Linked DNA regions of Mus musculus: regions 1, 2, 3, 4, 5 and 7 are each linked to region 6. A link is a loop called in an ENCODE intact Hi-C map of the cell type or tissue named here. Cell type or tissue: left cerebral cortex. All regions are shown on one strand.

Evidence for each region. Peaks named below come from ENCODE experiments on the same cell type or tissue, not always from the same donor. Only the 100,000 strongest peaks of a DNase experiment are listed, where the experiment ranks them.
Region 1: it touches region 6 in a loop (3-fold over the local background); 2 of 42 quality-filtered maps call a loop at or near these places.
Region 2: a loop joins it to region 6, with 2.6 times the contacts of the local background. A loop is called at or near these places in 4 of 42 quality-filtered maps.
Region 3: a loop joins it to region 6, with 2.0 times the contacts of the local background. A loop is called at or near these places in 4 of 42 quality-filtered maps.
Region 4: a loop joins it to region 6, with 7 times the contacts of the local background. A loop is called at or near these places in 5 of 42 quality-filtered maps.
Region 5: it touches region 6 in a loop (6-fold over the local background); 9 of 42 quality-filtered maps call a loop at or near these places.
Region 7: a loop joins it to region 6, with 3 times the contacts of the local background. A loop is called at or near these places in 16 of 42 quality-filtered maps.

What each region holds. Positions count from the first base shown.
Region 1 is chr12:79,169,929-79,173,928 of GRCm38, forward strand. It overlaps Vti1b (vesicle transport through interaction with t-SNAREs 1B), which reads right to left and starts at 2,530. Exons shown (of 6, transcript NM_016800.3): 1 at 2,292-2,530. The coding sequence starts at 2,406. In left cerebral cortex, CTCF peaks have their summits at 2,161 (motif pointing right) and 3,910 (motif pointing right); DNase peaks (open chromatin) are centred at 717, 1,912, 2,115, 2,587 and 2 more places; H3K4me3 peaks cover 1,917 bases; H3K27ac peaks cover 1,494 bases.
Region 2 is chr12:79,095,757-79,099,756 of GRCm38, forward strand. 9230116L04Rik (RIKEN cDNA 9230116L04 gene) reads right to left here. Exons shown (of 3, transcript NR_110486.1): 2 at 2,581-2,739. Among named protein-coding and RNA genes, the nearest start is that of 9230116L04Rik, 6.2 kb to the right of the region's middle. In left cerebral cortex, a CTCF peak has its summit at 1,835 (motif pointing left); a DNase peak (open chromatin) is centred at 1,818.
Region 3 is chr12:79,085,111-79,089,110 of GRCm38, forward strand. Pigh (phosphatidylinositol glycan anchor biosynthesis, class H) reads right to left here. Exons shown (of 4, transcript NM_029988.2): 2 at 537-746. 9230116L04Rik (RIKEN cDNA 9230116L04 gene) reads right to left here. Exons shown (of 3, transcript NR_110486.1): 3 at 3,595-4,000. Among named protein-coding and RNA genes, the nearest start is that of Pigh, 2.6 kb to the right of the region's middle. In left cerebral cortex, a CTCF peak has its summit at 1,967; no DNase peak of the experiment used is centred here; H3K4me3 peaks cover 380 bases; H3K27ac peaks cover 13 bases.
Region 4 is chr12:80,640,696-80,644,695 of GRCm38, forward strand. Erh (ERH mRNA splicing and mitosis factor) reads right to left here and starts at 3,416. Exons shown (of 4, transcript NM_007951.4): 1 at 3,069-3,416; 2 at 262-349. The coding sequence starts at 3,071. Slc39a9 (solute carrier family 39 (zinc transporter), member 9) reads left to right here and starts at 3,520. Exons shown (of 7, transcript NM_026244.2): 1 at 3,520-4,000. In left cerebral cortex, CTCF peaks have their summits at 2,145 (motif pointing left) and 3,527; DNase peaks (open chromatin) are centred at 2,173, 3,220 and 3,470; H3K4me3 peaks cover 2,109 bases; H3K27ac peaks cover 1,303 bases.
Region 5 is chr12:78,747,157-78,751,156 of GRCm38, forward strand. Mpp5 (membrane protein, palmitoylated 5 (MAGUK p55 subfamily member 5)) reads left to right here and starts at 1,791. Exons shown (of 15, transcript NM_019579.3): 1 at 1,791-1,950. In left cerebral cortex, no CTCF peak of the experiment used is centred here; DNase peaks (open chromatin) are centred at 1,673 and 2,426; H3K4me3 peaks cover 2,167 bases; H3K27ac peaks cover 1,452 bases.
Region 6 is chr12:78,859,532-78,863,531 of GRCm38, forward strand. It overlaps Atp6v1d (ATPase, H+ transporting, lysosomal V1 subunit D), which reads right to left and starts at 2,107. Exons shown (of 9, transcript NM_023721.2): 1 at 1,888-2,107. The coding sequence starts at 1,928. Eif2s1 (eukaryotic translation initiation factor 2, subunit 1 alpha) reads left to right here and starts at 2,541. Exons shown (of 8, transcript NM_026114.3): 1 at 2,541-2,649. In left cerebral cortex, a CTCF peak has its summit at 2,310 (motif pointing left); DNase peaks (open chromatin) are centred at 1,317, 2,116 and 2,480; H3K4me3 peaks cover 3,395 bases; H3K27ac peaks cover 1,761 bases.
Region 7 is chr12:78,223,697-78,227,696 of GRCm38, forward strand. Gphn (gephyrin) reads left to right here and starts at 2,959. Exons shown (of 23, transcript NM_145965.2): 1 at 2,959-3,145. The coding sequence starts at 3,082. In left cerebral cortex, a CTCF peak has its summit at 2,311; DNase peaks (open chromatin) are centred at 2,575, 2,979 and 3,662; H3K4me3 peaks cover 2,308 bases; H3K27ac peaks cover 1,941 bases.

The sequences.
Region 1 (4,000 bases), 310 kb after region 6:
AGATAAGAAATTACAGCTGTAGGTGATGAATGCTATAATTAGGCTAATACTTACCATACATGGTAAAACTGTTACTGCCACAAAACCCTCCTAAATTAGGATACATGGTGGCAGCTACCCTTCAAGGGCCATGAGAATACAGACTATACTTTGGGGAAATAAGTATCTCTTTCACTCTGGTTGTTTTAACCAATGTATATACATCAATATGAAGAGTAATGAAAATGTGAAAAAAAAAAAAAAGAGAAATTATTCTGCTTCAATACCCAGGTACTTTCTTCTAAGACCTCATAGACCTTCTAAGACCTTTAACAACCAAAAATTGATTTTTACAATAATTTAACAAATACAATATGTAGTTTATTTGAGAAAGGGTCTCACTGTGTACTCTAGGCTGGCCTTGAACTCATGGAGATTCCCTGCCTCTGCCTCCTAAGTGCTACTAAAGGTATGCACCACCACCCCAAACATATCTAGTAAATATTTGTCAGATACCTAGGATGTGCTGTGTACTGTTCCAGGGAGTTTAGGACACATGCTAAACGATCAAACAAACAAACAACAAACAAAAATACTATTTCATTTCCAGTTCACTGGCTCTCAAACTTAAGCCAGCACTAGAAATCCCTCGAGTGTAGTTAAGGCAGACTGCTTGCCGTAAGCTTTGGATTCTGTGAGTCAGAATGGGGCCTGAGCATGTGCAGTTCTCAAGTTCCCAGATGGTGTTGATGGGCTGATTCACAGACTACAATTCCAAACTACTTTCCTAGTAACACAAAAACAATACACTGTATCATAAATATGCAAAGTGATGAGTACATTAGAAAATAGTGTTCTGAGGCTGGGCAATGGCAATACAAGCCTTTAATCCCAGCACTTGGGAGGCAGAGGCAGGTGGTTTGAGGCCAGCCTAGTCTACAGAGAGAGTTCCAGGACAGCCAAGACTACACAGAGAAACCCTGTCTTGAAAAACAAACACAAACCCAAAAAAACAAAAACAAGCAAGCAAAAAGAGCATCCTAAGAATAACTGTGTAGAGAGCTAATATTTCTAAATAAAACAACAAACACATATTAATAATAGCTGGTAGCTCTTACTGTTGCCAGACGGTGTTTTTAATAGCTTTACATATCTCATTTACTCCCCACAAAAACTCCATGAAGTCAGATGCTACGTTTTACTTTATAGTGGAAACTAGTTTGGTTAAAATAACTTGCAAAGTCACATAGCTAATAAAAGGTGTATGTAACTTAGATAATCTGACTCTAGAACTCTTTTCTTTCCTTCCTTCCTTTTTTTTTTTTTTTTTTTTTAATTTTTGATAGAGTCTCAAGATAGAAGAATCTAGCTGGTCTGGAACTCTGTGTTGCTGTGTAAAACCAGGCTGGCCTTGAACTCACTGAGATTCTGTTTCTACCTCCCAAGTGCTGGGATTAAAAGTGTTCACCACTGGCAATCTCTTGAATGGCAGAAAAATATTTTGTCATACACTGTTATCTTTAATGCACAGGTAGACATTCTCATCTCCAGCTCAAACGAGTATGCGCCTCTTATTTAAGTTCATTCATTCAACTGATCACGTGAGAAGACACGGCCCCTTCTCAATCTTCCTCCTCACATCCACCAGTCTCATAAATCTCGGCACCACCTGTTGGATTTAATGCTCACTCTCCAGATTCGCATGCTTACCCAGTCAACTGTCATAGAAGCTCCTAACACAGTCTCTTATAGCCATTCTCACATCCTCTATCCAGCTATCCGCCGCCTTGCTTCTAAAATGAAATCCACATTACTCCGCTGCTTATGTTCCTTAAGGATTTACCCTAGTACGTCAAAAAAGTCTAAATGTGAGACTTCCGGTTCCTCTCCAATGTAGCTGTCTTCCTCCCCTCACCTCCCGCCACTGTCTCACATATAAGCTAATCTCCATGGTTACAACTATTTTTAAAATTTCATTGCCTACCAAAATGCCAAACTCCTACATGCCCAACTCCAAATTAAGGGTTTTTTTTGTTTTTTGTTTTTGTTTTTTGTTTTGTCACAGGAGCACAGATTGAAGAATGCCCTATGCTACTGGGAGAGGAAGATAACTAAAGGCTCGCTAGGAGAGGACATCCTAATGTCTATCCCTTTGCACGCCCCCAGTCACCACAAGAGGCAGCACACCCTGGGCGTCCGGGGCCCGACAGCAGCAGGGGGCGTGCCCAAAGGGGAAGCGGGGAGCCCCGGGTCGGTGTTTGGGATCCTGCACCCTGCGGAGTCCTCCCGGCCTGGTCCCGCCCCCGCCTCACCTGTCCCCGCGGTCCCCAGCAGCCGCTCCGGCACCCCTTGTAAGTCTTCAAGGAGGCCGCGGAAGATCTCGTGCAGCTTCTCGAAATGCTCGGAGGAGGCGGCGGAGGCGGCCATGGCGCAGGTTGCGCGTGAGCTGCGGCCACCGGGCGCTGGGCCCACTCCCACCTCAGCAATCAGCTGCCCAGCCCCGAAGCCATCACTGCAGCCGCACCTCGGCCTCCCGGAATCAGGCGCTTCCGGGGTCCTCGGAGCCGGACGCCCTCCCCCTGCTTGTCACTGCACGGGCGCCGGGCGCCAAAGCCTGACAAGAAGCCGGGGCGGGGACGACACTCAGCTACTACAGGGGCGCGGTCTCGCGCCAAGACGAGCCGGTGGCTCCGACCTGGAGACAAACAGTGGGCACAGAGGAGGTACCAAAGGGAAGGGCCCGAGGGAGCCCGCGGGACTGGCGCCTCGGCCGCCTCATCCGGGCCCGCCGGTCCTGCAGTGCATACTGGGAATTGTAGTTAAGTGAGGGAGGACGGCCGTGCAGGGAGGGCCCGGAGTGCCAGCGGTGTTGCGCAGACTGGCTAGCACACGCCCCTCGCTGTCATCGCAGTTCCTTCTGCCACCTGACTTCATATCCCGTCTAAATGTTCAGTCTCAGCCCTAGATAGATGAGCAGAGGCCTGCCTACCCTCGGATGGTATAACTCTAATAAAAGTGGAGAGATTAAGTGGCCAGGGTCACATGTTTTCAGAACCGGAAAATGGGCAGTGTGATCCCAGAATACCCACAGCTTTTAGCGGCTGAACCAGTCCAGACCATTAGGCTGCCCCGGGTTCTCATTCACAACATGTTAAGAATAGACATTTTGATAAACCAAAGTTATATATTGATCAAAGTAATTTTGTCTCTGCCCTTGGGTAATGTATGATTTGGTGTGGAAGACAGACCCATCTTATCTGCCCTTATGTGAAATATATCAACAATTACGAAGTCCTTTCTGTCCTTCCATAGATATAAACCCCTGTGTATACTGTTGGCAGGGTTTCCAACAAAGGGCCCACTCACAAAAGTTTTCGTGGTGATTCAATATTTATACATGGAAATATATATATATATATATATATATATATATATATATATATATATATATATATATATATATAAAAGGGTGTTACCGAGGGGTACAACACTTATCTAGCATAAGCAAATCCTATAGTCCATCTTCTAAGGTGTGTGTGGGAGTGGGTTCCTGGTGATTTTTGTCTTTGAAGCCCTGGGTTTTACAAGCTTGAATCCACCAACCGTTAAATTCAATGAAAAAATAAAAACAAAACGCAGTGTGCAGGGATGACAAAGTCTGATGTTGTTAGCAGTGGTGCGAAGTCTTAATATTTTTCTTATAAAATTAAAAGGTAGTTCAAGAGTGTTGTTGTTCAATTTTAATCCTAGCACTTGGAAGACAGAGGCAGATGGATCACTGAGTTCGAGGCCAGCCTGGTCTACAGAGCACATTGCAGGACAGCCAGACCATATAGAGAAACCATGCCCAAAAAACATAAAATTAAAAAATTTATACTTGAATATGTATGAACACATGTGAGGGCAAGTGCCCTGCCTGTGGAGCCCAGAAGAGGGTGTTGGGTCTTTTGGAGCTGGAGTTACAGGTGGGCTGCCTGCCATGCTGTTAAGAGTTGTGTGTGATCCAAAGAACTGTGACATT
Region 2 (4,000 bases), 240 kb after region 6:
CTCAGGACCACTGGCAGAACAGTCAGTGCCCTTAACTGCTGAGCCATCTCTCCAGCCCCACAACTAGGTGATTCTTACACATTATCAAGTCCAGCTACCAGCACAAAGTACAACCTTGGCTATCTCTGGAACACAGCTTCTTTGTGCTCTCAGAAAACACTTTTCAGAAGATTTCACCTCAATGATTCTGGTCTCTATTTAATCACTGCTAATTTTTAAGTTTCAGCTAGCCAGCATCAGTTGTCCCAGTAACTCCTTCTATTCTTGACTCTAAAGCCAAAGCCACATGACAGAAGCTGTCAAGTTCTGCTGCTTGCTGGGACTGGAACTTGGCCCCTTGGTTCAATTACATCTTCACCAGCTTTCTGTTTTCCATGGTTTCTTTCATTGCCTAAGCTTGACTGTCCTTAAACTTGCTCTGTGGACTGACCTTGAACTCAAGAGATCTGCCCTCCTCTGTCTTCTGAGTGCTAGGATTAAAGGCATGCACCACCACACCTGGACGTAAGCTTTTCTTTAATTCCTTTTTACAAGATCTTTATAAGCATGGCTACTATGCCTCAAGATCCAGATCAAAGTCTGTGTCTTCTAGCCTCAAGATCTGGATCCCAGGTGTGCCCTCCATTCCAGATATAGTCAAGTTGACAACTGAGAATAGCCATCACAATCTATCCCTTGTGAATTTGACACACAATTATATCTCCTTATGTCCAAATGAAAGCAATAACCAACCAGGTCATAATAACTCCTAACATGATATAACTATCCTTCGTTCAACTGTAAGTTTAAACAGTAAGTCTAGCTGGGTGGGACCTTGCACTCCCTTAATAACATTTAATATCTTTGAACACAGGATTTAGCTTCATTCTACGTCCTGGTGCCCCTTTAATCTTTGAACCACACATTTTGTACCTTTCCTTTCTTAGTTTGCTACATCTGATCAAAAGGCTCTTTATAAGAGCGAACTACAGGACAGAGTCTATGGTATGGTGTTTTGAGATTTCCTTTGTCAATACAATTAATCTAGATCTCTTTTGCCTCAGGCAGACTCTCCAGACAAGGGCAAAAAGCAACTCCATTTTCACCAAATTATCACAAGAACAGCCTCTAGGCCACATACTAAAATTTTTTACCTCTGAAACCTCTTGAGCCAGGCTCCCACAGTTAAAATCACCCTCAGCACCGCTGCCCTCCATGCTTCTAACAGTATGGCCCATTAAGCTCCACTTAAAGCATTACACTGCTTTCCAAAATCCACATTCCTCCAAACAAAAGCATGCTCAAGCCTATCGTAGCAATATCCCACTCAGGAAGCAAAGGCAGACAGATCTCTGTGGGTTCGAGGACATCCTTGTTTACACATTGACTTCCAGGACAGCGAGGACCACACAGTGAGACCCTGCCTCACACAAAACAAACAAATGAAAACAGTGGATGTCAGAGAGATGGCTCAGCCTGAGCAAAAGCATGAGGACCAGAATCCAGATCCACCGCTTGCTGGGTGGGCTTGAGGGTCCACCTATAATTCCAGAAGGCCAGAGGCCAGGAATCTCTAGAGCAAACTAGCTACCTACATATTCACATTGGTGAGCTCCAGGCCCAAGTGGGAGGTCCTTTGTCAATATATTAGATGGAAAGCAATTGACAAAAGCACTTAACATTAACATGGGGATTCTACACACACACATGCACACATGCCTGCTTACCTACAAACACACTTACATATACACAAACAAATATACCACACACTTGGTATCGAAGATGGCCAGGGGTGAGAAGAGGAAAAACCAAGTACAGAAGGTAGAGCTCTTTTCCATGGAGTCACAACCCCACCTTGTGGCCTTCTACAATAGTGACACTTGATAGTTTTAATTCAAGGAACATCATCTGGCTTTTGTGTGGAAGGATTCTCTCTCCTTGTAATATATGATGTTTTTAACTTTTATACACCAAAGTGCTAGGTTTGCTTTTGGTCTCTTTGTGGTTTTGGTTGGTAGGTTGCTTTTGTGGTGCTGGGAGTTGAACTCAGGGATTTGTGCATGCGAAGTGAGTTATCTACAGCTCCAGCCCTAACTACAAGCTTTTAAACCTCATAAACCAAAGTTATGGGAGAGTTTATTTAAAAAAAAAAAAGAACCTCGCCAGGCTTGGTGGCTCCCACCTGAAATCCCAGCACTAGGGAGATGGAGGCTGTCAGGATCATGAGTTCAAGGCCAGTCTGAACTATGTAGTGAGACTGTCTCAAAAAATAAAAGCCCAAACAGACAAAAGAAAAAGTGGGTCTAAACCTAAGAGACAAGTAGATTCAGTTAGATCAGAACACGTTTGTTACCTCGCTTATAATCACAGCCGGTGCCACAACAGGCCAGGTTCGGCCATTCACCGTCTATGAGACAATTAAAGAGCCAAATGAGTGCCGAAAAGCAAAAAGAGGAGATTTGTTACATATGGCCCTATTGGAAAGAGGGACAAAGAGAACCAGTGACACCACCCCCCTAATGCCCCCCCACCCCCCCCCAATCCATCTTCATGGTCCCAACGTGAAAGTGAAGCTTAGGGAGAGGGCAGGGCATACATTACCATGTAGTCTGGCCAAGGTGTGGTCCCCCAGCCACCACAGTCTCAGGTCCAGGTCTCTCCTGCAAGGTCATCAGACAACTTGTAAATCTTTCTCTCGGTGACAAATTCCGTCCTCTGGTTTCCATCAGGGCTTCTACGTTTTCTTCCAGCAAAAGATGCCTGGGGAAATTCTTAGTTCTTAGAGGTCCGTGTTTCAAAAGCTTGGCAATGAAAGAAAGGAGCGTGTGTGTCTCTTTAGAGCATTCATTCCCACCAGACAGGCTGCTGACACCTTTCAGCTCAATTTTGTGAGCTCATCCTGCAGCCTGGCTGGTCTGGAACTCGCTCTGCAGATCAGGCAGGCCTCAGACTCACAGAGATTCCCCTGCCCTGCTCCCCAAGTGCTGAACCAAGCCCACAGAAAGTTAGACTTTGTTTTTCAGTTTTGGTTTGCAGTTCTGGCTGATCTCACCATATAGAACAGGCTGGTCTCAAACTCACAGCGATCTGCCTGCCTCTGAGTGCTAGGGTTAAATCGCGAGCCACTATGCGTGGCGTTGAATTCTGAATACCAGTTTCTCTCTATCTCAAAGCATGTTTGAGTCACCTGAAGAACTTCAGATACCTGGGTCCACCTCACCATTAAAATGAAAAAGATTTGGACATAAGTATTTTCTAAAACTTCCAAGTTCTAATTAAGGAGCTGCCAGGGTTGAGCTATGTCAGGGGCAAGTTTTTTCATTGGCCATCCTCAGTATTTAGACTCTAGAGGGTAGAAGCCTGAGAGTTAACTGACCACAGAGAGAATAACACTGGGAAGAGTTATTTACACTCTGAGGATTGTTCTGTTGTGGAGTGTCCACCAGAGAAGACTTCTGGGACACAGGCTTAAGTCAATAGAAAGTTTTTATTAGCTGGCGACTACATTGAATGTTCAGGATTCCAGCCTGAGACTTTCTTAGGGTGAGTTTTTTGTTTGTTTTGTTCTTTTGGTTTTTTTTTTTTTTTTTAGATTTATTTATTATTATATGTAAGTACACTGTAGCTGTCTTCAGACACTCCAGAAGAGGGAGTCAGATCTCATTACGGATGGTTGTGAGCCACCATGTGGTTGCTGGGATTTGAACTCTGGACCTTCAGAAGAGCAGTCGTGTGCTCTTACCCACTGAGCCATCTCACCAGCCCTAGGGTGAGCTTTTAAATACAAAAACCATATCCTGAGGTGACATACTTCAGTTATTAAAAACAGCCACAAAACAGGACTGCGGAAGCCAAAAGCAAGGTTAGTACACTTAGAGACTTTGACAGATTAGGTCTTTGTTTTCATTTTGGCAGATAGTGCAGTCTACTGGCTGGATTTGATGGACTGAATAGTATTCTCATCATACAGTCAGTTGTACTAAGGTCTGGTGGCTTATTACAGCTCAGTCATGAATGGCTT
Region 3 (4,000 bases), 230 kb after region 6:
CACACACACACACACACACACACACACACACACACACACACACGGATAAGCAAAAACAAAAGCAAAAGGGGAAAGAGGCAGGAGGATGGGAAGTTCAATGCCAGCATAAACTATTCAATGAGACCCTGACACAAAAGATTACTGGAAAGCAGCATTCAGTGTTACACTTGGCAGCAACCCCAAGCACCTTGTGTTTATTACATACCATCACTGGGATGTCTGAGTGACTATACCATCTAAGTGTAGTATGTGCTCTGATGTCTGTACAGCCAACAACCTTGTGAACAACACATTCCTTGCAACATACCCCATCACCGAGGAAAACACGACTATAAAGAAACTTTTACTTGAATATAAGTTTCTCTTCTACAGTTCACAGGCATGCCAGTCAAAAAACTACTTGTATTGGAACAGAGGCACCTTAAATTTAGTTCTGTGACAATGAATGCTGTATTTGGATGCAGTTTAGGTCCCAGCACACCCCATGGGCTGACTGCCTCCTCTGCAGGGCCCAGAAGTACCACCTAGACACTTACCATGTAGATAGCCTCGTTAATGATAATGTCCTTGACCTTGTCCATCTCTATGAAGGTGGTACTTTCTTTGCCCGATGCATAAGATGAAGTCATCTGGATGCCAAGTGAGTCGATGATTAGTAGAGTCTCCTGGTCAATCTTCACAAAATGGAGGTAACCAAGCAGGCCTAAGATGGTGATGAAGATGGTGGCAGAGAGGACCATGCTATTCTGAAGAGAGAGCCAGACGCAGGCAGTAAGATCACCAAATGCCCCTCTGCACACGCCTATGCTATTCAGCAAGTGAACTGGACAATGAGGAAAAGGCCTCTGCTCTGGTGGCTATGCTGTGAGGTGAACAGATGAGGGAACCTAGATGAAGGGGAAATAGCACTGACTCCTCTTCCAGAGGTCCTGAGTTCAATTCCCAGCAACCACAGGGTGGCTCACAACCCTCTGTAATGGGATCTGATGCCCTCTTCTGGTGTGTATATGAGCTACAGTGTGCTCATATACATTAAATATATAAATCTTTAAAAACAAACAAACACCAAAGCAAAACAACAAAAACCAAGAATTTTAACAAACGAGTTCAGCCACACACTTCTGCTTGCCAACTCTGAGCGAAGAATGGCTCTTAACATTTTTTACAAGGTTGATGGAAGAACAAAAAGAAGCAGATGCAGTGGCTCATGGTAATCCAAGCTCCCAGGAGGCAGAGGCAGGTGGATCAGGACTACACACACCGAGCTCCAGGCCAGACAAGGCTACACACACAGTGAGACCCTGTCTCTAAACAAACAACAAATAACAAAAAGCAGGCTGGAGAGATGGCTCTTCCGTTAAGAGCACTGGCTGTTCTTCAAGAAGACCTGAGTTCATATTCTAACACCCATGTGGAAGTTCACAACTGTCTATAACTCCAGTTCCAGGGGACCTGACACCCTCTTCTCACCTCCTTGAGCACAAGGCATGTATGTCATGTACAGACATATACGCAACACACCCATACACATAAATTTTAAATAAAAGGACAAAAGAATATGGGACAGGGATCCACAAAGCCTAAAATATTAATTTGGCCTTTTAAAGAAAGAGCTTGATGACTTCCGTTCAGATGATTATTTCTGGCTGGTAAGCAGGAGTGAGAACAGGGCCTCTGATGACCCAGAAACAGCTACTTTCTGCTAATTAACTTCAGGTGCAGGGTGGTGTCTTGCAAGCAGTGCAAACTAAATAAGCACCGTGGAAGAAAGCCAAGGTAAAACTCAGCCCTCTACAGGTTGCAAGAATGATTAAAAAACAAAAGTCTAGAATACTGTGTTACTGACTTTAAAGTGTCAGAGGGAGGAGAAAGAGAAGAGGAAGGGGGGAAGGAAGGAAAAAATGATGGAGAGGGAAAAAGAAGAGAGGGAGACAGAGAGATAGATCAATGCACACAGCTGTTCCATAAAGACTTCCAAGGCCTCAGGACCCAGGTGGTGCAGAGAAGTAGTGCATGCTGACAGGTGCACTCTGCTGAAAGGGTACTGCACTGCAGATTGGAGTGATGTTAACTAAACCGATCAAAAGCAGGGGATGACAGGCTGAAGAACAATGAATGCTTAGGGAATGTTACCCACTCAGCCTCTGTTAAGATAATCTGCCTCAAAGTCCATTTTCCTGGCCAAAATTCTAAGGATGCACACCGCTCATCTGAGTCAGGGTTGAGCCACACATCTGAAGGAGTCCTTTGAGAGTTCTTTCCATGAATGAGTTTGAATAGGAGCAGAGATCTGAACTCTTGCACACAGAGGCCTCGGGAAGTCTTGAAGTAATGGAAGAGAGCACAATTACTTGTGCATTTGGGGGACATTTGGGTGTCCATGCCAGAGAGATGAGTGCAGTAGGGAACTGACAGAACAGCTCTGAGCTGGGTGTGGTTCACTCACCTGTCAGCCCAGGCCTTCACAGGGGCTGAACCAGGACGAAGCAGAGTGTGTGGACAGCCTAAACTACATAGCAAGACCCTGTATCTCTGAACAAACCAACCAGTAACAATTGCAACTGCCTGAGATCTGCGAGGCCAAAGTACAATGGAAAGGGATTTCAAAGTCAGGCAGCTCCAGTTTGGAAGCCCAGCTTTGTCACTTTATCAATGTCAAGGTTATTAAAGTATTACTCTTTATGAACCCCCCCGGGGGGTTGAAATAAGAAATTCAGCAGATAACTGCACGGGTATCAGGAACATAGGCTGGCATTAACATTCAACTGGGCATGGTGATGTATCCCTTTAACAACAGCACTTGTGAGGCAGTGACAGGTGAATCTCTGAGTTACAGGCCAGCCTGGTTTATACAGTGAGTTCAAGAACAGCCAAGGCTACATGGTAAGACCCCAACACTCCCCATCCCCCCAAAAAAGAATAAAAATCCAATTATATTAAAAATTTTGGGGAAGGACTAGGTCAGTTTAATAACTTCAACTGACCTGTGAAGACACTTTTAAATATAAATTGGTAAAGATTAGGAGTCTTTTAAAAAATACTATTTGTGTTGTGTTTGAGGCAGGGTTTCACTGTGTAGCCTTGGTTTGTTCTGGAGCTGGTAATGTAGACTGATGTAGCCAGGCTGGCCTTGAATTCAGAGATGTTCCTTCCTCTGTTTCCCTAGTGCTGGGATTAAAGGTGTGCACCACCACACCAGCCCCTACTATTTATATTTATTTATTGTGCAGAGGTCAGAGGACAATTTTTTTGAATCCATTCTTCCCTCCCATCATGTGGGTTCTGGGGATTCGGCTTAGGTGGTCAGGTTTGGCATTAGGTGGTCAGGTTTGGCATTAGGTGGTCAGGTTTGGCAGTCGCTGCAGTCATCTGATGAGCCATTCATTCCCCAGACCCTCAGTGAGGGGACTTAACTTCATCTATGAAAATCTGTGCAAATTATGATGCTCTGCCACACACTTTGATAGCATAAATGTGATTGAACCAGGTATGATGACACACACCTTTGATCCTAACCCTAGGGAGGCAGAGGCAGGCTCCACATAGAGCCTTCCAGTCCAGACAAAGTAAGAATAATAATAATAGCAAAAGAATAGAAAAAAGCTAAGGGATGTTTTAATACAAACAATATGAAAATTGCAGAAATAAACAGTTCTGGTGTACTGGCTCTATTAAGATCACTCCTGGAATAATATATTCATTTTAGGGCTATACAGGGAGTTAAAACAGAACAGAACATCCTGAACAAAGGCCAATCGGATGACTCTTTTTGCTTGGGAACTGTCACAAAATAATAGCAGTTGACCTTCGCAATATTTTGAACCATTAATTTCAACTTAGAGATGTTAAAAATGAGGCTCGGGGGGAAAAAAGATTAGAAAGTCTGAAAACTGAGCATAGAAAACCCTCGTGTCTTAGACCTGGCAACACTTTAGAAAATGCACTTAAACTGGGGAAGGGTTGGGAGAGGGGATGGTAGTTGACCTGGCCTTGAGAAACA
Region 4 (4,000 bases), 1.8 Mb after region 6:
GCGCACGCCTTTGATCCCAGCACTTGGGAGGCAGAGGCAGGCAGATTTCTGAGTTCAAGGCCAGCCTGGTCTACAAAGTGAGTTCCAGGACAGCCAGGGCTACACAGAGAAACCCTGTCTCGGACAAACAAACAAACAAAAAGAAATGAAGAAATGTAGGGGGAAAAAGATTCCAGTTCCCACATGCTATTCATCCCCCAGAGAGCAGCGTGTGTGAGGGACTGTAAAAACCTCCCCCTCATTACCTTTGTGCTCACTCACCTTCCATGCACTCATTCACAGACTCATAGTCAGCATAAGTCCTGCCCTCTGGCCTCTTGGTAGGCTGTACCAGCAAAATGGTGTGAGACTGAAGGGGAAAAACAACGTCAATGAATATCCCAACATGCGACTCGGAAATTCTCATCACCACATAAGCCCCCGACGTGACGTGACACAGATGTTAGTTACTAAAACATAACTGACTAGGTTGCTCATCCGCAGTTCATGTTTCCCTATCAGTGCTGGGCTCACAACTCCCTTAACTAAGTCAGCCCCTTACCCTCTGGATCATTTCTCAAACTCCAAATATACCCGCTCCTGCATTTTTTCTTATTAACCTTTAGAACCCGTTTTCTGACTCCACTAGCCTCTAGCTCTCTTAACTCAATAAAAACTAAGACATGGAGTAGTTAAAGGAGAACAGGAAATACTATAATCACTGTATCAACCTAAGGTCTTTCCTGACTTGAGCACAACAGCGGAACCACATTTTATACAGGAGTTACCTCCCACATCAAGGTGTAAGATAAAGTAACAATATAAAATGTATATAGTGAACACCACACTAAAGTTATTTATGGAACTATTCGTCTAGATAACTTGCCTTAAGGGGCCAGCTCATACCCAAATAATTTATCTTTGAATGTACAAAATCTTTGATTGTACCAGAGGAGCAGGACTTCACTGAAAGCCTTCCTCTCTTGCTCACTGGGGAGCCGAGTCAGCTTCAGAGTTCTCACTATATTTGGGGACAGAAATGAATTCTTTGGGTTTGTCCTGAGCCTATAGGATGTTTTGTGGCACCTTTGGTCTCCACTCACTAGATCTCACTAACACCAACTCTCTTCAAAGAAGCAAAACCCAAAAATATCTTTAAATAAGTGAAGCAGACATCCTGACCAGCATAGTCTTATATAGTGTCTCTCGTGCATTTAAGAATGATTAATTAGCCGGGTAGTAGTGGTGCATGCCTTTAATCCCAGCACTTGGGAGGCAGAGGCAGGCGGATTTCTGAGTTTGAGGTTGGCCTGATCTACAGAGTGAGTTCCAGGACAGCCAGGACTATACAGAGAAACCCTGTCTCGAAAAACAAAACAAGATTAATTAATTAAACAAATGCTAGCATGATGCAACTCCACTGCAAGCCCAATTCTCAGCCAAATTATTCCCCTTATTTTCTTCACTTGCAACACTAGTTTCTGATTAAAAAACAAATTCTCATGTCAGGATGCCCAAACTATTTTGAGATAATCCAAAAATTTAATTATCAACAAACTGAACTGAGTTTCTAAGATTTAGGCTTTCTGGATAAAAACAGAAATAAAAGCACTTTAAATTTCTTACAGCAAGAGCATTATTATTTCTCCATCCCCAGCAAGATCTGTGTCTTTAATTAAGTTTGAGAAGACTTGAGAGAAAACTCTAAGTTGGTAACAAAAGAAACCTGTAGTCATGTGAACAGTGTTTTGTTTGTTATTAATAGCCAGAGAAAGCAGGATGTGTTGTGTAGGGGCTCATAAAAGGCCAGCTACTCAAATGGTACTTTTGTTGTTGAGAAAATTAGTCTCATGAAAGCCTATTTGCATTTTTGTAATGGCTCATCCTAGACAAGCTATTCATTCTTTGCCACATTTTTAAAAATTTTAGGCAAATTAAGGAATAACTTGAAATAATATTTGAAAACTATAAACACACCTGCTCCAAATATTTCCCTTTTGTTTACTTAAAAATAAGAGGGCATAAGTACTGGAGACATGGCTCAGTGGTTAAGCCCACGAGCTGCTCTTCCAAGGGACTGGTTTTCAATTCCCTGCACTCGCACGGTCGCTTACCATCACAGGTAATTCCAATCCTGGGGATCGGACGCCCTCTTCTGTCTGTCGCAGGCACTGCATGCAAGTGGCACACAAGACATGCAGGCAAATCACCACACACCGAAAAGGAAGATCCCCAAAAGCAAAACAACAACCAGAGTGTTGATGGCTCAGTGGTTAAGAGCACGTGCTACTCTTACAGAAGGCATGAGTTTGGTTCCTAGCACCCACATCCTCCGCTCACAACCGCCTGTTCTAACTCCAGACCCAGGGGATCTCATTCCCTCTTCTGGCCTCTGAGGGCTCCTGTACTCACGTGCAAGCACAGACACACAACTTAACAAATAAAACAAAAACCTTCCCTGCCGGATTTTGGGACCAGGACCCTGGAGTCTCTTTTCAGGCTCCACTCCCAGGAGAATATAAGAAAGAACAAGATCGAAGGCTGACAAAATTGGCAAAACAGGGCAACTAAGGATACTGAAAAAGGAAAAATACTTTCTTTTTTGAAGTTCGGGGGTTAGGGGGCAGGCTGAGGCAGCACACTGTAAAGCCAATCCGACCCCCTAAGGCCGACCTACGGAGAACCGTAAGGTGACGGGTGTGTCAGTTTCAGGAAACGTCTAACACGTTCCCCGGCCATTGTTCCTACAGTCGGCTAGTGCATCTGATGAGAAATGAACGGCACCCCACACCTCCCTCTTCCAGGCAGCGATCGGCAGGGAGGGCATCGTCTGCCCACCGCATACCTCGCCCCCCACCATCAGGCGGGAGGCGCGCAGCCGCAGGGAGGAGGATCAGGTCCGGGGCCTACGGGCAGGCCCCGCGGCTCAGCGCCGGGAAGGGGAAGGGTCCACCCGCGAGCCGGGGGGAAGGGGGCGGGGAGCAGCTCCCTCGCTCGCGCTAGAAGGGCAGGGGCGGGAAGGATGGGAAGATGTACCGAGCAGGGGTGGCCCTCTAAGTTGGGGACCCCGGCAACCGCTAAGGACTCACCATCGCGCCAAACGCTCTTGCTGCAGCCGCCGCTAACACCTCTGCTGCCGCACACGAGCTCAGCCGCAACGCCGCCAACAGCCAATCCCGCGAGAGCCGCCGCCGGAAGTCGTCGAAAGCGCGACGCAAAAGGAATCTTTCAGACCATAGAGAGACACACGTTTCTGGTTTCTAGAGTGGATACTGACGCTGTTTCAGCCATCTTGGTTAAGGGCGCCGGGATGGGTAAGAGACTCTTTCTCCGCTTTAGGAAGAAGAGTTCGTTTCGGGATTCTGCCTTCTGTACTCTAATTAACTGACAGGCGGCTAAAGTGATGGGGAATACAACAGCGACACCAGTCGTCTTTTTTTTAAGCCTTTCTAAAAAAATGGCGGCAATATAAGGACCTGGCCGATAGGTCGGTTGTAACCCGGAAGTGCCCTGCTAAAGAGGAGGCTGTGAGACAATCCGGAAGTGGGAGTAATGAAGAGGTGCCACTTGGCGGCCATGGCAGCTGTAGTATTGGCGACTCAGGGTCAGGGCCTGGCTGAGGGAAGTACCATGGGTAGCACCGGGTGTAGGGCAGAGACAGCATCGTGTCGACTTTGCTGTTGAATCCTCCGACCCAAGTGAGAGACTTGCAGGACATCTTGCCCGACTCTAGACTCGGAAGGTAGTTTGCTGGGACTGGTGGGCTGGTCCCTTCCCTGGGGGCGTATCACCTGCGGTGCCACCCCTAGGAACAGGTACAGCGTGCGAAGAAGACACTTGGCTTTACCCCTCTTTCCTACTGCTACCAGGGGCCTTGTCTAGGAGCGGGTCGTCGTGACACTCTCATTCCGACGATTGAGGTCTCTTTCAGCACAATTTCTCCATCTGTGACCGACCGGAATCTCAGTGGCTGGCAACCGAGTACCTAAGATTGCGCGAAGTTTTCTCTGGTGCTAGAGTC
Region 5 (4,000 bases), 110 kb before region 6:
AGGAAATGGGTTCAGTTCCTAGCACCCAAATGGTGAATTGTAATTGTCTGCAGTCTGAGACTCAGGGAATCCAAAGATCTCTGCCTCACCAAACACCAGGCAATAGGTAACACATACACATAAATGCAGGCAAATATGCATATACACAAAATAAAAAACAAATACATCTTTTAAAAAAGAACACCCTCCCACCCTTTGGCTATATCTGTAAACATCTTTTGTCACTTTTGGAAAGGGAGATGTGCCTGGAATCTAAGGGACAGAAACTATTTTGTCAAACACATTATCATGCACAGAACAGTCCTCACAACAAGAGTAAGCTAGCTTTATGTCAACATTTCCAAAAAGGGGGTGGGGTGGGGGAACCACTTTTTAAAAAAGGAACTAGAGTACTTGTTACCTAATGTCTTATGCATTAAAAAAAAAAAAGGTAGAAAGGAATGTCAACACTCACTAACCTTTTGTGTGTGGCTAACAGTGTCTAGGAATTCTGGAGACAGTCCACTTGCAGTTCACAAATTCTCACTTCTTTGTGAAGATGAACTAAGCAGACAGTTCAGTTACATATATTTGGAAGTTGTCCGTCTGTACTCAAAGTCCACTGAGGTATGTTTGACAGAAGGAAAGAGGTCTTTAGTGGTATGTAAAAAAGTCCTGTCCTTGGCTCTGCCTTACTAACACCAATAAACAACGTTAAGTACTTAATAAAATGTCAGTAAGATTTGAATTTGATGATCCAGGAAGAGAAGGATTTCGCCCTCCCCCCACCCCCCAAAAAAAGTTGTGCTTACTTCAGAGGGCATAGTATTCCTTGGGGACACTAACAACCCATAAGAGGAAAAAGGTAGGTAGGAGCCTGGGTATATTGGGAATGGTGCTTAAAAACCACGGTGGGAGGAAATAAAGACATGATTAATTGCATATACGAAGGCACAGAGGGACAGTTGTCTACGACATGTGCCCCTGAGAAAACTCAACAGGCTGAAGCAATGGATTTAGGTCCAGCAGAAGAGGTTTCTACATAGAACATATTTCTGTTTGCTCCAAATCCAGTTCCTCGCGCACACTTTCATAGCACTTTCCGTGCCCACCCTTCCCAGATGGTGGCATAGGTGTGTCCTGACAGCATGGACTCGCGCTGGGACTAGCCTAAGTAACTCCCAATCCTCTCCGGAGAATTCTGTGACAACTGTGGCCTTTGACATCCTTCCTGGTTTTCAGAAAGGAGTCGTCTGTGGAATCAGGGAATTGTGTGGAACTTTATACACAACCAGGTGTTGGCGTCACGGTTGTTTTGAGCATTAGCATTTTTGATGTGCCTGACAGGACAACAGGGGTCTCTTCCAAGGGAATCGGATTTTTCTCAGGAGATGACCGCTTCCCAGGCCCCGTCGAGCCTTAGCGGCTTCCGAGTCCGTCTCAGGGAAGCACGGCGACCCCACACAGAGGCGAGGAGGTGGGCTGAGGCAGCGAAGCGACTCAGCGGTTAGAACGAACGCTTCGCAGTTCGAGGCGGGTGAGTGCGCGCGGCCGAGCCCCCGGGAGGCGGGGGGGGGGAAGAGCGGACCAATCAGCGGGCCCTCTCCCCACGCGCGCTCAGGATTGGACGATCCGTTCCAGCCTCTCTCCGGGCCGTGGGCGGGCCGCGCCAGGAACGGCCTGGGATAGGCGCGCCCGCTGCGCCAGCGTCCCAGGGGCGCGTGCGCGGTCTCGCGTCAGCCGCGGGGGCCGGTCTCGCGCGGCCTCGAGGAGGAGTTGCTGGCGACGGCGGCGACGGAGGAGGCTGGCGGTGAGGAGGGGGCGGGGACTGGAGACTCCGAGGTGGGAGGAATCGGGAGTTTCTGGATTCTTTATCCAGTGTTTTGAGGGCCGCCAGACGGAGGGCTGTTGCTTGGGCTGCGTTGAGGAGCGAGGGAGGGAGAGAGGATCGGCGGCCGCCGGGGCTTGGAGGTAAGGGGCGGACCCGCAGCGCCCGGGCTGTGGCGATCTTAATCAACAGGTTCCCGGGAGCGCGGCGGGGGAGGGGCGGCGGGGCTCGCACCCCCTCCCAGACCCGCCGCACCGCCAGGGTTCCCTGGGGAGAGCCCCAGGCTGAGCCGGGCGCCGCGGTGGCAGCCCAACCTTTGTCCCTCGGAGGGACGCTCCCCGCGCGATGCCGGTTGGTTCCCTGGGCCGGGGGGTGGGGGTGGGGGGGACGCACCTTGGCGCGGTGGCGGGCCACCCCGCCGGACTTGCCGGGGGCACGGCAGGGAGTCGTCTCGCTGCGCCCAGGCCCGGAGTTCGCGAGTCTCTGGGACTCTTCCCTCACCCCACCCCTGGCCGGATCGGGGAACCAGCCTGGGAAACACTTTCCCGTGGAAGACGGAATGCAGCCAGCGTTCCGGTGCCTGAGTCAGCCCCTGGTGTTCTGCTACTCATTGCGTTCTGCGGATAAACAGTTCCTGCTTCCTTGTGACCACTGCTAAAGAGTAGTGCGTTCTCAGAACTTAGACGGAGATTGTCCGGTGAACTTTGAAGCCTGTAAATGCTTGGTAGAGCTACTTTCAATGAATGCCGCTCGGAACGATCCTTATTGTAAATTACGTAACTGACTAAGGATAGCTCTCTCCTTCTGTCCAGCTGACTGACACACAGTAATGTGTGTGGAATTTAGATTCGGCCGAAAAGTTTTCCATGACACTTTACTCTAAAATGAATGCAGCACCTACGAGGGTTTTTACTTAGTGTGTTGTGTCTAATTTAGAGTTTCAAGAGTTTAAATTCTGAAAGCCAGTGTAGCAAGAATTCTAAAGTTTTGATTTAGCGGATAAGGTGGAAGGTATTTCTGGTTTTAATAAGGCACTGTAATGTTTTAATGATACTATTCTAATTATCCTTTTAAATTATGCCAGAAATTAATAACTTGTTAACTTTTGCAACAGTAACAAATTATGTGGTGTGCTGGTGTCTTTGAAGTATAGGTATTGGTGGGAATGAACACTATCCTTTCTTGACGAGCTGTTTCTATAGTATTTCTGTGGACACGATTTCTTGTTTTAAAGATCATTCTAAACTGTAATAGCAGGCTTACATTAAAATTTAAAGAGCTTTATAAGTAAAAAAGACAAAGATATCAAAAGAGATTCATAATCTTTTTTTTTGGGGGGGGGGCGTCGAGAAAGGGTTTCTCTGTATAGCCCTGGCTGTCCTGGAACTCACTTTGTAGACCAGGCTGGCCTCGAACTCAGAAATCCGCCTGCCTCTGCCTCCTGAGTGCTGGGACTAAAGGTGTGCGCCACCACACCCAGCGTTTCATAATCTTTTAAAAATTGAGTAAATTTGCCACGAATGACTAAAAGTCATCACCTTGAATTTGACAAATAATGGTGGACTCCTTAGTGATTTTATACACACACACACACACACACACATACACATATATAAATATAATGTTAAAATAGATGAGAGACTTAATATAATTCTACCTAAGGGTCATCCAAAGTGGTACAGTGACTTAGCTATGCATGTCGACTTCGGAATTGTAATTTTTTTGAAAAAAGATTTTATTTATATGTTCATGGGGGTGGGATATTGACACATATATGCATGTGCCAGTGGCAGCTGAAGGCATTGAATTCCCCTAGAACTAGAGTTACAGGCTCTCGGGGACCACCCATTGTGGGTGCTGGGAGCTTAACTTGGTTCCTCAGCAAGAGCTCTTTAATGCTGAGCCCTCCATCTAGGCTACTGTATTGTGGTCTGATTAAAAAGCTCAGACTCACTACCTATAGTCCCCTACCTATGTAAACAAAAGCCAAATCTGCTTTCTGTCATGTCATGTCTAAAATACTTCTGTTCTTTGTTTAAGATACTGTGTAGACCAGAGTTCTGAGCCACTGTTTGGTGTTCTCTTCTGTTGAGGTTTCTCCTGTAATGTGTGCACAGCATGCATTAATAAACTCACATAATTGAGAATAACCTCCTTGAAGTCCTTTGATGGATCTTGTATGTTAATCACAAA
Region 6 (4,000 bases):
CAAAAAGGTGAGCGCCATTCTGGCTCACACAGGTGTGCCTGGGCACTTTAAAGAGCATGAGTTGCACTCAGGCAGGCTCAGAAAAGGGAAAGTCCACCTGTGGCTGTGTCAACTGTGCCTGCTCTCTGACAGGAACAGAAGTCAGGATTCTAGCCTCCCACAGAGACACAGAGACCCTGTCCTGGTTGATTACCTTACGAAGAAGGGTTCTCTCAGATCCCTGACACATTTATGAGTTAGATAAACTATATATTCAATTAAAAACCCTTTTTCTTTCAAAGAGAGGTCTAGGATCTATCAATCAGATGTCAGCTAAAACCAGTATTTAGTTCTCCTATGGGCTTTGAGTTTTGTTTGTTTGAGGCAGGCATGGTTATTTCTACTTTTAGGTGCTGGGGATTCAACCCAGGGCCTTTTGTATGCCAGGCAAGAGCTCTGCCTCTGAGATATTACTCAGTGGCATTACAGTTGGGGCTAGTGGCTGGGGAGTGGGGAGGAGAACTGTGGTCATCCTAGGATATGTCCTTGTGTTTCCAGAAGCCACCCTGGAATCGGATGTCTCAGTAAAGTTTGGATGGGGCCATTACATGCTGGCTTTGGGATCACCCTAGGGTCGTCCTGATCTTTAGCTGTTTCACGAGCACTGCACTTCCCCACAGCTGGCAGGTTTGTACAGTTAGTATAACTTGCCATTTCAAAGCCATTGGGGAGAAGGTTAAAAGTGTTTTGTTTTGTTTTTAAATAATTAAACCCTTTCATTCACTCAGAGCTACATATACCCTGGCAGAGACAGAAACTCATTCTGTGGTTTAAATGAAACTATTTAAGAGTCCTTGGGTCTATAAGTAAAAAGGCATAGGATAAGGTAAACAATACAGTCTGTCTCTCTCTCTCTCTCTCTCTCACACACACACACACACACACACACACACACACACACACACACGCAAAACCCTAAACAGGCCCCAAAACAGGACCACAGTGAGAGACCTAATTATCAGAATAAAAACTGATTTCCTTCTTCAGGAACAATTGAAGATGAGAGCACAAATACCCTTTTCTTTCCACAAGTTATTATATGTATTTGAGAAAACTTCAAGTTTTCACTTCATCACTTCTCCTAACAAGGATGTTAACCCAAAGCAGAAAGGCGGCCTGTAACTGAGCACATCCCAAGCAAGGGTTCAAGGAACAATTTTCTGTGGACCTTCTATGCATTAAAAAGATGCCTCCTTCATCCAGGAGACAGCCCAAATAAATACCCGCGTGACAGTGTCATGAGTGACACTTGCTAGACGTAAAGAGTGCAGTCATCACAGGGCTATAGGAATACCTCAGAAATGCAGGGATATCTTCCCACAGCAAATAACACTTGACGGGATCCAAGACTGAAACCTACAGCTGCGAGAGGGTGACACATTCAATGTCACTTTGGCTGAGGGGCCTTCTAGCTGCTTCCCTGTCACATAACTTCCCGTCTGGGAGCTTTGGTCAGACCTCAGCGTCTACATCTCAATCCTCAGCAATGATGAGCCCTGGGAGGTAGAGATGGCGCCGACGGCTCAGTTATGTAAACTCCGTGTGTGGCTCAAAGGGTGTGCGGAATGAGTGAGTAAAGGCATCGACCTCCAAAAGCTGCCAGCAGGTGAACCCCCTTTTCCTGTGGACTGGAACCACTTTCTCCGGCCTCTTCTCTCAGAAACAGCAGGGGAGGGGAGCGTTGGAAAGAAACCTCGCTCGGAACTCAGAGGAAACGAAGACCCTGGGGAAAGCTCAAGGAGCGACCCAGAAACCAAGGAACCTTGCTGGTGGCCAAGGGTACGCAGGAATGCGCGCCGGGAAGATGTGCCTGAACACGGTTGTCGCTTGTCCTAGTCTTTAACTTACATTCGCGAAGGGAAGATTTCAATCCGGTCTTTGCCCGACATCCTGACGGTGACTCGGCTCGGGCCCCCCGGCGAGACAATCGGGACCGCAACACCTCCAGAACCGGTTACCCCAGTGCCCGCCTCCACGGGAGTCAGCTGACCGGGTCACTTGACAACTGCGTTGCTAAGAGGCAACCAGGAAACCGGTTCCCACTTCCGGTTCCTGTTGGGCGAGGACTGAGGGAGGGGGAGGAGACGGAATGCCCGGATGTGGAAGCGCGCACAGTCCGGAATTCCGGGTCTCTCCACCGCCCCTCCCTCCGGCGAGTCGCCGGCACCCAGCACGCTCTGAGGGATGGGTCAGGAGAGGATCACGCTCCTCCTCTTCCTCGGCTTTCCGCCATTCGTCACAGCGCCCTCTCTTGGTTGACTAAAACTTAAAGCGATCATCCTGGAGCAAGAAACAGAAACTTACCTCTCCTTTAAACCTAGCAAGTTCCCTCCGCAAAAAAATCTATAAATACCAGGGGCAGTGACTCTTCAGCTCGTCCCTTGGTTCACACCGCCCATATTAGGAGGACCAAGACTCTATGGTTAGTGGCAACGAAGGATCCTTTTCTGTCGGCGCCTGCGCAGTGAGAGGTGGCTCCGCATGCGCGCTGGGTTGGGCGAAGCGCACGCTGAGGAGCTTCGGCGTCCGGGGTTGGTGTTCCGAGTCTCCTCGTTGCCACTAAGCAGCACGGCGTGGGACCCTACTTCGGGATTCACACATCCACTTCAGGTGACCGGCCCCGCAGCTTGCTCTCCCCGAGGATTCGCCTTGGTTTTGTCCAGTGCGGCTAGGCCCCGGGCTACCCCCCCTTTCCCGTTCTTGCGCGGGAAGTGTCTGGACCCCGTCGCCACCGCCCGCTGGTGATTTCCTGCGCCCTCTCGCCAGCCGGTGTCTGCTCCTGCGAGCCAGAAACGTGGCTGGACGGGCGGAGGAACCCCTGAAGGAACGTGGGCCAAGTAGATTTTTACAGCCTCCTTAAAGATGTCTTGTGGTGGGGAGGCCTCTGGAGAACCCTCGACTCCAGTCCCACTCCTAGTTCAAGACGATTGCTTTTACCGGACCGGAGAATTTGGGCTTTTTTTTTTTTTCTTTCTTTTATCCTTCTTTTCAGCCCCAAGATACTGCCAAAACTTTTCTCTCTGTGGAGACTGAACTTTTCGCCAAAGAAACAATAGGATAAACCACCATATTTAAGTTAAAAAAAAGTCCAAAATGGAACTATTAGTGTTGAGGTCGTTAAGTTTTCGCTCTAGCTGTGCATTTCTGTATGAGTGAATTCCTGGAATTTAAAATCAGCTGTTGAAGTTATTTGCCCTGTTTGGGTAACTGCGAAAATAAAACTGGAGTTTTGTAATTATGGACGCTGAAAGCGTAAAACTTTAGAGTTAAGTGTGTACTCGCATTGGGGCTCTTAAACACCCCCTTATATTTAGGATGCTTTAATTTCCACTAAGGAACAAACATTGTTTCTTGAAGAAAGGGTACATCAGAAAAGTCTTGATTTTTCTCCTCCTCAAGTTGTTGTTAAAGAGGTGGAGACCCTCGACAGTTCATCAAAAATGTCAGTTATGAAATTGTAGTGCTTTTTCTGTGCCTATGATGCCAGATGGTGGGCCCTGATTCTCAAAAGACTTAGTTGTACTAGTAAACTTTAGAGCTGAACAGCGTTTTCCCAGCGTGGTACATTTTATTTTGGAATGTTCATTGCCCATATCTGCTATGGTGACATGACAATGTACCGACTCTAGAAGTTAACAGGGGCAAAATACTAATAATGCAAGGTATTTGAAACTAGCTTTGAAGTGTGTTTTTGTTTGTTTACATCAGAACACATACAGTCTGTATGGCATTAACTACAGAAGTGGGATCCCTTGTGAGAGGTGTGAGGTACACATATCTTTAATCCCAGCACTGAAAATGCTTGAGGCCAGCCAGAGCTGCACAGTGAAACCCTGTCTCTAAAGGGGGGGTGGGAGAGCCCTTAACATTGTCATACTGTGTGTGATACAGGGAAACTTTGTGGATATCAGATTTTGTGTTAAAGACTTGAGTTTAGTTCTTGTTTTTAGTGTATATTATG
Region 7 (4,000 bases), 640 kb before region 6:
CAGAAGTTAGTAAAGTGTAAATACACTACCTGTAGAAAAAAATCTTAAATTTGATTTTTTCTGATGAACATATTTCACCTTCATAATGAAACTATGTTTACCTTTTATTTTGTTTTAGATGGTAAACTTTTATTTTTAATTATTAAATCCAAATAAACACAATAAACTCCTGGCCAACTCCAATTCGTCACAAATAAACAAAACTTTTTCCTCTAAGATAAAGTGCTAATGTTTGAAACTGCTACTTTACTTCTAGTATCCAGAAAAGTTTCCTTGATACTCAATTTTAGAATGACTTTTGAGATTTTTCTATAGTGTAATAGTGCCATATACTGTAATATGGCAATTCCACTATTGATTCTAAAACTCCCAATGTATACTAGAAATTTTACAGTCTCAAATCTTATATAGACTTTCCTTATTAGTTCTCACTGTACTCATTAGTAACACCAGAGAGCTCTTTTACTTTTTCACTGTTGGGCGAATTTTACAGCTTCTCTTTGGCATAGCTGAATTGCTACTACTAAGCACTTGGTACTGGGACAACTGCCCTGATGACCAAGATAATGTTCAGTGACTAAGGGATGGCTGCTTCGGTTCGGTGTGCTGAACAGGGGAATGATTCTCAGTGCAGGCAGGACCAAATGGGATTACATGTGATTGTATTACACTAAGAATGGTGTGCATGCAAAACTTTGGAATGATTTACCTTGAGGAACTTTAACTTTCTTTATCCTTCAGAATACCACATGTATACAATGGAATATTATCATATATATACTTTCTAACTTGAAGTTTCTATTTAATATTTTTGGACCATGGATAATATGGAAATGGAAGTCACAGAAAGGAAAATTGTGGGAACTGGGGACAGTAAAGTTTTTCTTGTATACATTTTAATTGTTATAGCTTATGGAATCTGGGAGAGGAATATATGTATTGAATAACTGGAAAACAAGCATCTACAACTGACTAATAATTTCATTATTTTTCAGTAATCTTAGTACTAATATTTAGTAAAATGTAGTAATCCATGAAATCTTAAGACTTCATAGTCCCCCTACACAACTACCTTTTAATGAATTAATCAGAGACTTAGTTCAGTGGTAGAATTCTTGCTTAGTGTGTGTGAGGCTCAAAGTTCACGCCACAGTACAGAAAAGAAAATGAATTTCACCATTACTACTATTATAGATGCAGAAAGTCCTGTGTTCTGTTATTGATTTGTGAAAGTGCTAGTTATTTTCCCATAAAAAATTATAAACTATTCTAAGTTGGAGGGCATGCCCATTTAATCTATTAACCTTTAAAGTTTGAAGGAACCTGTTAGTGGGCAGGTTTAGAAGTTCTAAATACTAAGAAACTTTCCCAATCATATAGAATTTGCATGTACCACATAGACTATAATAGACTTGAAAGCTTATGATGTAATCAACAATTTTTATTTCATCTTTAGTTTGAGATAAGTGACACATTTGGGCATACTTTCTCAGCAATCTCCCTCTTTTTGAGACCAGTTAGAACTTGTTTTGCCACTAGGATCTTTGGTAGTAATTATGGGAGGTGAGTTCATGATCTGGCTTACAAATTTAATCCACTGCCAGAAATACTAGTATACATATCTTCAAAAACGAATTATTTTATCCTTTCTCAACTCCACCCATCATTTCCTTTGTCCTCTTATATAAAGGCACAATGTGAATCTTTAGTGAATAGAATGAGTAATGCTATGTTCTTACTGGAACAATACAAACCGCACATAACCATATAATTGAGATTTTAGACTAAGAGCAGATTATTAAACAGTTTTGATACTTTTTTTGTTGTTGTTTTGCTTTTAGGTTTTACTATGGTGAACAAATGAGAAAACATACACACACTTAAGCCAGAAAAGGATATTTAGCAAACCTACACAAAATAGAGGTGGCTAATAACACTTTATGAAAGACACAGAACTAAATGACCACATTTTCAGAGTAATTCCATATTCCAGAAACACTGAAACTTAAATGTCACAGCATCTAGGGGACGACAGAGAGAGAGAGAGAGAGAGAGAGAGAGAGAGAGAGAGAGAGAGAGAGAGGAATCTCCACTCCACGTGCCCTGCTGCAGACACATAAGCTCCGTCTACGACGTCTGTGGTAGGCTGTCACCGAGCGGGGCCAAAGCGAAGTCAGAGGGAGCATTGACTGCAGGTCACAGCTGGGGCGGCACAGGGTAACCTATCTCTGCCCGAGAGGGGACTCTCGTCACAGCGGCCACCGTTCTGCCACCCATGCCGCTTCCTTAAGCCACCTCTAGGTTCTCCGGTGCCTTCAGAGGAGGTGAGCCCACCTCGCTGCCGCACCTGGTCCGGAGTGGCTCCATCGCGGGCAGAGCCGGCCGGCCTGAGGCGGCGGAAAACTGACGAGGCTGCCGGCTCGGCGGGGGATTGCTTCTGTCTGGGGCCCGCCGAGGCTGCGTTCGTGCCTCGCGCGCACCCGCACCGCGTCCGCCCAGCCAATCCCGCGCTACTCGCGCGCCCAGGAACGTTCCTTGGGTCCCACTCTAGGCTGGGCCGGCTCCTTCCCGCTCCCGGCACTCCGCAGCCAAGCTCGCACTCCTCCCCTCACTCTCCACGAGTTGCACGCCTCGGGGTGTAGCTCCGCCCCTGTCCCCGAGTCCGCCCCCGCAACCTCCAGAGCGTGTGCTCCCTTTTCCCCCTCTCAGTCTCTTGCCATCCAGGCGTCTTGGGTCTCACTCCGCAGAGCCTCTGGGTCTCGCCGGCCTTGCCCCGCCGCCTCCGCGCTCTGTCTTCCGCGAGGCCGCCGCTACTCCCACCCCGGGATCGCTTCCTCCCGGCCGGACTCGGGGTCGCGCGGCCCGACTCCGCCCCCTCCGCGGACCCGCGCGCTCCTGGCGCGGCCTCTCCCCCCCACCCCACGCAGGCCACCGGGCGCTCGGCCCCCTCCTTCCCGCTCGCCTCGCGCTCCCCGGGCGCCCTCGCTCTCGCGCTCTCCAAGGCAAGCGCGCTCCCGGCCGGCGCGCTCCGGGCTCCGGCTTCTCCTGGCTCCTGTCAGTGCGGTGACTGCGCTGGGAAACATGGCGACCGAGGGAATGATCCTCACCAACCACGACCATCAAATCCGTGTCGGAGTCCTCACAGGTAACGGGGGGAGGAGGTCCGGGGGAGCCGCAACGGCTACTATCCGCGACTTGCTGGAGGTTTCTCGCCCGCGGTGGTGCTTCCCTGCGGCCTCGGGAAGAGGGCAGGCTGAGGAGGGGGACCGGGGGGTGTATTTTACAACCGCTGAGAGCTGCTGAGGATTCGGGTGTTCCCGTGTGCTCCCCGGGGGAGCTGGGGCAGGCACGGTGGGGTGTCAGGCCCCGGAGCCCTAGCAGCCAAAGTCTCTGGCCCCCGGGGACCGAGGGGCCGGTGCGGCGGGCGCTGCGGGGCTCCGCGCTGCCGGTGCGGGCGGCGGGATTCCTGCTCCGCAGTCTGAAGCACGCTGCTCGGGGTTGGCCGGGCGCCTCCTCCACTAAAGCTCTTCCGAGAGGGGGGAATCCCATCTCCACCCCCTTTTCTCCCCTCCCCCCCCACCCGGCGGCCCCATGGCACCTGCCTGACAGGACTCGGGGTTCGGCAGGCGAACTCTGCTCCGCCTCTGCTGCCCCTTCGCCGGCCGGCTGTCCCCTCTGCAGACGACGGGACACTCCTCACCTCCCCCGGGAGCCGGGTGCTAGGCTCTAGTCCGGACCCCGGAAAGTGCCTTCCTTCTGCCTTTCCTAGCACAGGGCCCTCCCTCTCTGTCTGCCTCTTCTCCTCCGCGAGGACCGGCTGCTTCCCGTGGCCGGGAGAGCCAGCCTTTTTTTTTTTTTTTTTTCCCTTGAGAAGGAAGGATTTCCCTCTGTCGGGTTCTTTTCTCCCCCTCCCTTTTGGGACACCCCCCCCCTCCCATTCTCACTCCCCGGTGGATGGTCCTGAGGCTGGTGAGGAGCGCACTTTTCCCGGGTCGCGTTT